Regions from separate parts of the Homo sapiens genome. Here region 2 is linked to region 1. Evidence: read pairs that join two places in POLR2A ChIA-PET (ENCODE). Cell type or tissue: OCI-LY7. All regions are shown on one strand. Each heading gives the region's core, and the rest is flanking DNA. Links, peaks and the distances in the headings are about the cores only. Region 1 overlaps ABL2 (ABL proto-oncogene 2, non-receptor tyrosine kinase). Region 2 overlaps FAM20B (FAM20B glycosaminoglycan xylosylkinase).

Region 1 (2,920 bases), core at 209-2,708:
TTACCTTTCCTTCCTTTTCCTTCTCTTTTAAACTAGGAGTGTGTATCAAAATCACCTGGAAAACTTTTTTTTTTTTTTTTTTGGCACAGGGTTTCACTCTGTCATCCAGGCTGGAGTGCAGTGGCGTGGCACAACTCGTTGCAGCTTTGACCTCCTCAGGCTCAGGGGACCGTCGCACTTCAGCCTGTCAAGTAGCCGGGACTATAGACGTGTGCCACCACGCCAGCTAATTTTTATATTTTTAGTAGAGACATGGTTTCACCATGTTTCCCAGGCTTCTCTTGAATTCCTGGACTCAAGTGATCCGCCCGCCTCAGCCTCCTAAAGTGCTAGGATTATAGGTGTGAGCCACTGTGCCCAGCAGAAAACAATTTTTTTTTTTTTTTTGAGACAGTTTCGTTCTTGTCACCCAGGCTGGAATGCAGTGGCGTGATCTCAGCTCACTGCAGCCTCTACCTCCTGGGTTTAAGCAATTCTCCTGTCTTAGCCTCCCGATTAGCTGGGACTACAGTCACATGCCACCACGCCTGGTTAATTTTTGTATTTTTAGTAGAGACAGGATTTCACCATATTGATCAAGGTAGTCTCAAACTCCTGACCTCAGGTGATCCACCCTCCTTGGCCTCCCAAAGTGTTGGGATTACAGGCGTGAGCCACCTCACCCGGCCTTTTTTTTTTAATTTTTTTTTTTTTTTTTTGAACCAAGCAGGTGTATTCTGGAAGAAAATCAGACACCCTCCCTGGTTAAGAATTAGTTAACTATAATGTATTGGTGAATTGAGTTTATAGTCTTTTGGTGGGGGTAAAAGGGCCCTCAAAGTCATAGCAGGTTTAGTTGTACAGCCTTGAAGAGTATTTGATTTGCTCTTTAGCTTTTTCAATATATATTTTTTATTATCCCTTGGGTGCCATTGTTGCTATTGAGAAACTGTCAGTATAATTGTCCTTTCTGTAGACAATCTGTCATTTCTATCTGGTGGTTAAATTTTTTTTTTTGTCTTTAGTGTCTTGCATTTTCACTGGAAAGTGACTAGGTATAGATTTCTTATTATCCTACTAGCAATTTTTTGTGCTTCCAGAAACTACAGCAGTTTTTGGAAAAGTCTCAGCAATTATATCTTCAAATATTGCCTCGTTCTCATTTTTCTTTTCTTTCCCTCTTGAATGGTATTTAGATATGTTGGACATTCTATTCTGTCCTCATGTTGCATAACTTCTGTTTGATATATTCAATTTTTGTATCACCATGCTACATTTTGTGTATTCACAGTCATCTTTAGCTGAGCTAATCTGCTATTTGATTCATCCATTGAACTAATTTCAATTATTATGTCTTTTATTTCTGCAGGTTCTGTTTGATTCTCTTTAAAATCTGGTCTTATAAAAAAATTGTGGTAAAATACATGTAACATAAAATTTACCATTTTAACCATTTGAAAATGTACAGGTCAGTGGGGTTTTTTTTTTTGTTTTTTTTTGTTTGTTTGTTTTTTAAGACTGAGTTTCACTCTTGTTGCCCAGGCTGGAGTGCAGTGGTGCTGATCTTGGCTCACTGCAACCTCTACCTCCTGGGTTCAAGCGATTCTCCTGCCTCAGCCTCCCGAGTAGCTGGGATTACAGGCACCTGCCACCACACCCGGCTAGTTTTTGTATTTCTAGTATAGATGGGGTTTCGCCATATTGGCCAGGCTGGTCCTGGAACTCCTGGACTATTCTATTCCAAGTTGCTACTTCCTGAGAGGGTCACTGGATGTCCCCCTTGGAGAAGGAATCACCTTGGATTACCATCTTTAAATCTTAAAGGGATTTTTCTCATAGGTATTCTACTTAAGTACAGACAAATAATTTAATCATCCCATAGTGTATCCACCATATTTGTGGCTTGTAAATGTTTTAAAACTTGGGCATAAGTAGCTGATAAGTTACAAAAAAGATACAAATTTCAATAAGGTAATTTTAGTTAAAGTGACAGGAAATGGGGGTGCATTTTGAATAGAAAAACACAGAACTCCAAAAACAAGACAAAAAACCATGTTATTTCCAAAGAGAACATCTCAGTTGTGCAGAAAGAATTAACATAGCAGGCCTGATTGAGACTGATATGCTTAGCGAGGTCTGCTTGCAAGGTTGGCCCTTGGCTGGCATCTAGGAACTTGGATTTGGGGAGGAACTCCTGGCCTCAAGTGATCCGTCCACCTCGGCCTGCCAAAGTGCTAGGATTACAAGCGTGAGCCATTGCTCTTTTCATACTGTTGTGTAACCATCCATCACTACCATATAACCATACATGACCACCATCCATCTCCAGAACTCTTTTCTTCTTCCAGACTGAAGCTCTGCATCTGTTAAATTATAATTCCCCGTTTTATAATTTCCTCTAGCCCTTGGCAACCACATTTTACTTTCTGCCTTTATGAGTTTGACTACTCTAGGTTCCTCATATAAATGGAATCATATAGTATTTGCCCTTTTGTAACTGGCTCATTTCATTTAACTTAATCTTCAAGGTACATCTGTGTTGTAACGTGCAGGAGAATTTCTTTTTTTTTATTTAAGGGCTGAATGATATTTAATGGTGTGTATGTAGCCCATTTTCTTTATCCACTCATCTCTTTATGGACTACTTTGATTGCTTCCACTTTTTGGCTATTGTGACTAATGCTGCAGTGAACATGGGCATGCAAGTATATCTGAGTTCCTGCTTTCAATTCTTTTGAATATATATATACAGAAGTGAAATTGTTGGATCATACAGTAATTCTATGTTTAATTTTTCTGAGGAACCACCATACTGTCTTCCATAGTGGCTTTACCATTTTATATTCCCACCAATAATGCACAAGGGTTCTAGTTTCTCCATACCCTCACCAACATTTGTTATTTTCTGTGTTCGTGTGTGTTTTAGTAATAGCCATCCTAA
Region 2 (2,920 bases), core at 326-2,825, 160 kb after region 1:
GGAAGAGAGGAGCCCCTCTGCCCGGCCACCACCCCGTCTGGGAGGTGTGCCCAACGGCTCACTGGGAACGGGCCATGATGACAGTGGCGGTTTTGTGGAGTAGAAAGGGGGGAAGGGTGGGGAAAGGATTGAGGAGTCGGATGGTTGCCGTGTCTGTGTAGAAGGAGGTGGACATGGGAGACTTTTCATTTTGTTCTGTGCTAAGAAAAGTTCTTCTGCCTTGGGATCCTGTTGATCTGTGACCTTGCCCCCATCCCTGTGCTCTCTGAAACATGTGCTGTGTCCACTCAGGGTTAAATGGATTAAGGGCGGTGCAAGATGTGCTTTGTTAAACAGATGTTTGAAGGCAGCATGCTCGTTAAGAGTCATCACCACTCCCTAATCTCAAGTACCCAGGGACACAAACACTGCGGAAGGCCGCAGGGTCCTCTGCCTAGGAAAACCAGAGACCTTTGTTCACTTGTTTATCTGCTGACCTTCCCTCCACTATTGTCCTATGACCCTGCCAAATCCCCCTCTGCAAGAAACACCCAAGAATGATCAATAAAAAAAAATAATAAATAAATAAATAAAATGCCACAGGGTGCAGAGGAGAGTAATAGCTGTCTCTGAGTCCAAGTATTCAGCGATCCTGGACGTGTCATATCTGCTGCTCATGTATTTAAATACAACCCCAGACACATATTTCTACTTAGTCCTTCGCCAATTATTTTTCAAAATTAAAATACCTGCAAACCATGGATAATCAAAACTGGGTACATTAAGTAAAGGGAAAAAAATATGCCCATACCATCTAGCTATTAGCAGAATATAACCAGAAAACTAATAAAGCCTGGTACTATGGCAGCACTACTACGTCTGGAATGGTCAAGCATATAACAAGGATATTCATGTCACAGACATAAAGAACTGCTCCTTCTAGCATGGGGCTGACCACACTCTGGGCAATTCTTAAGTTAAAAGGCTCCAAATACAAGATTTTTGCAAGGGTGTCAAGAACATACAATTCCGTCTCACTTGCATCCTGAGAGGTTGCTTTCTACTCCATAAGGCCATTTAAAAACATGCACAGGCTTGCTCTGCTCTATGCCTGCAGACAGCACAGCACTGAGGTAAGACAAAGATGACAAGAAGATAACAGGATGTTGCTTCACTCTCCAATTCATTTAACAACTCAAACCATTAATCCAAAAAATAAAACCAATACAAAAAAATAGAGCAAATGATTCAGGCTAAGACACTCCCACTTAAACGTGATACTGCTCCCTTAATAACAACTGGAAACAATCAAAAGCAGCTTATCAGAGCAATGTATTCTGAGGGCAACACTTTGCAGTGGGCCAGCTGAATGAAGTTTATTCTCAGTGATTAACCACTCCTTTTCTGTTCATGAAGGAAGCAGAAAGTGAGAGTTAATTTCAAATTCTAATTATTCCCTGCCACCTGTTTTGTTTCATCATCATCTCCCAGGGTACACAACACTATTAGCTGAAACAAAGGCAATTCAAGTGCATCTAAAATGTAATTGTGATGGTATCAAGTTTGGTGTGGAACTCAGTAAAACAGTTCCCTGTGATTACTGATAACAGCAGTGCTAGCAGAGAAGATTTCAGAGATTTTTGCTAGTTCTAATGCAACCTAAACCACACAACATTTTCAAGTGCTTGTTCAACAGTACACTTCTCAGGCTGCAGAGATAAAAGGCAATATGGAAATCTAGTTGTATTGACAATCACTTCTTCAGCATCTCCAGATGCCACTAGCTACAAATGCAATACAATTCTGGCACAAAGGGGTCAGCTTCATAGGCTTTTACTTTCTACAGAACATCCTTCAGGACTAAAGTCTGGTTAACCCATAAACTTTTTTCTTTTTTTTTTTTTTTGAGATGCAGTTTCGCTTGTGTTGCCCAGGCTGGAATGCCATGGAGCAATCTCGGCTCACCACAACCTCTGCTTCCTGGGTTCAAGCGATTCTCCTGCCTCAGCCTCCCAAGTAGCTGGGATTACAGGCATGCGCCACCACGCCCAGCTAAGGCTTTTGCATTTTTAGTAGAGACAGGGTTTCTCCATGTTGGTCAGGCTGGTCTTGAACTCCTGACCTCAGGTGATCTGCCAGACTCAGCCTCCCAAAGTGCTGGGATTACAGGCATGAGCCACTGTCCCGACCAACCCATAAACTTTTAATCGTATTGCTCATTCATTTAGAATGAAGAAAATCCTCCCCCTCGTGCTATATAAATATATCACATCCAAACATTTTGCACAAAGGTTAGAGCTGTGGTTTTTTGTTTTGTTTTTATCATCAATGCAATAAGAAGTTCTAACAGTTCCAAAATTCAGATAAGAAAAACGGTCCAATCCCACAATCCAAGTTTGTGTCCTTTTAAGTTTTGAAACTTATTTCAAAACTTCTCCTTTTGAAGCGGCCTCAGACGAACACATTCATCAATTCAGGGCCATAAACAATTCACTCACTCAGCTAGGTTAGAAATTTACATTAAGGGAACTGGCTGGGGACAGTGCCTCACGCCTGTAATCCCAACACTTTGGGAGGCCGAGGCAGGCAGATCACCTGAGGTCAGGAGTTCAAGACCAGCCTGGACAACACGGCGAAACCCCATCTCTATGAAAAATACAAAAATTAGCTGGGCGTGGTGGTGGGCACCTGTAATCCCAGCTACTCAGGAGGCTGAGGCAGGAGACAATAGCTTGAACCTGGGAGGGAGAGGTTGCAGTGAGCTGAGATCGTGCCATTGCACTCCAGCCTGAGCGACAGAGTGAGGCTCCGTCTCACAAAAAAAAAAAAAAAAAAAAAGACCGACATACAGAAAGCAAGCAAGCAAACAAGAAATAAATTCATATTAAGGGAACTGAAGGGTTCTATTATTTCACTATTTCCTTCTGCAGATTCTAAGTGA

What was found. ChIA-PET counts read pairs that join two places held together with the same protein. Peaks named below come from ENCODE experiments on the same cell type or tissue, not always from the same donor. Only the 100,000 strongest peaks of a DNase experiment are listed, where the experiment ranks them.
Region 2: POLR2A ChIA-PET joins it to region 1 with 5 read pairs; 3 of 35 experiments call an interaction of 5 or more read pairs at or near these places.

What each region holds. Positions count from the first base shown.
Region 1 is chr1:179,195,335-179,198,254 of GRCh38, reverse strand. All of the region lies in intron 1 of ABL2 (ABL proto-oncogene 2, non-receptor tyrosine kinase), which reads left to right. It also overlaps the pseudogene LOC124900432. Among named protein-coding and RNA genes, the nearest start is that of ABL2, 33 kb to the left of the region's middle. In OCI-LY7, for the core only: no CTCF peak of the experiment used is centred there; no DNase peak of the experiment used is centred there.
Region 2 is chr1:179,037,377-179,040,296 of GRCh38, reverse strand. All of the region lies in intron 1 of FAM20B (FAM20B glycosaminoglycan xylosylkinase), which reads right to left. Among named protein-coding and RNA genes, the nearest start is that of FAM20B, 13 kb to the right of the region's middle. In OCI-LY7, for the core only: no CTCF peak of the experiment used is centred there; DNase peaks (open chromatin) are centred at 1,106 and 1,386; H3K4me3 peaks cover 628 bases; H3K27ac peaks cover 1,851 bases.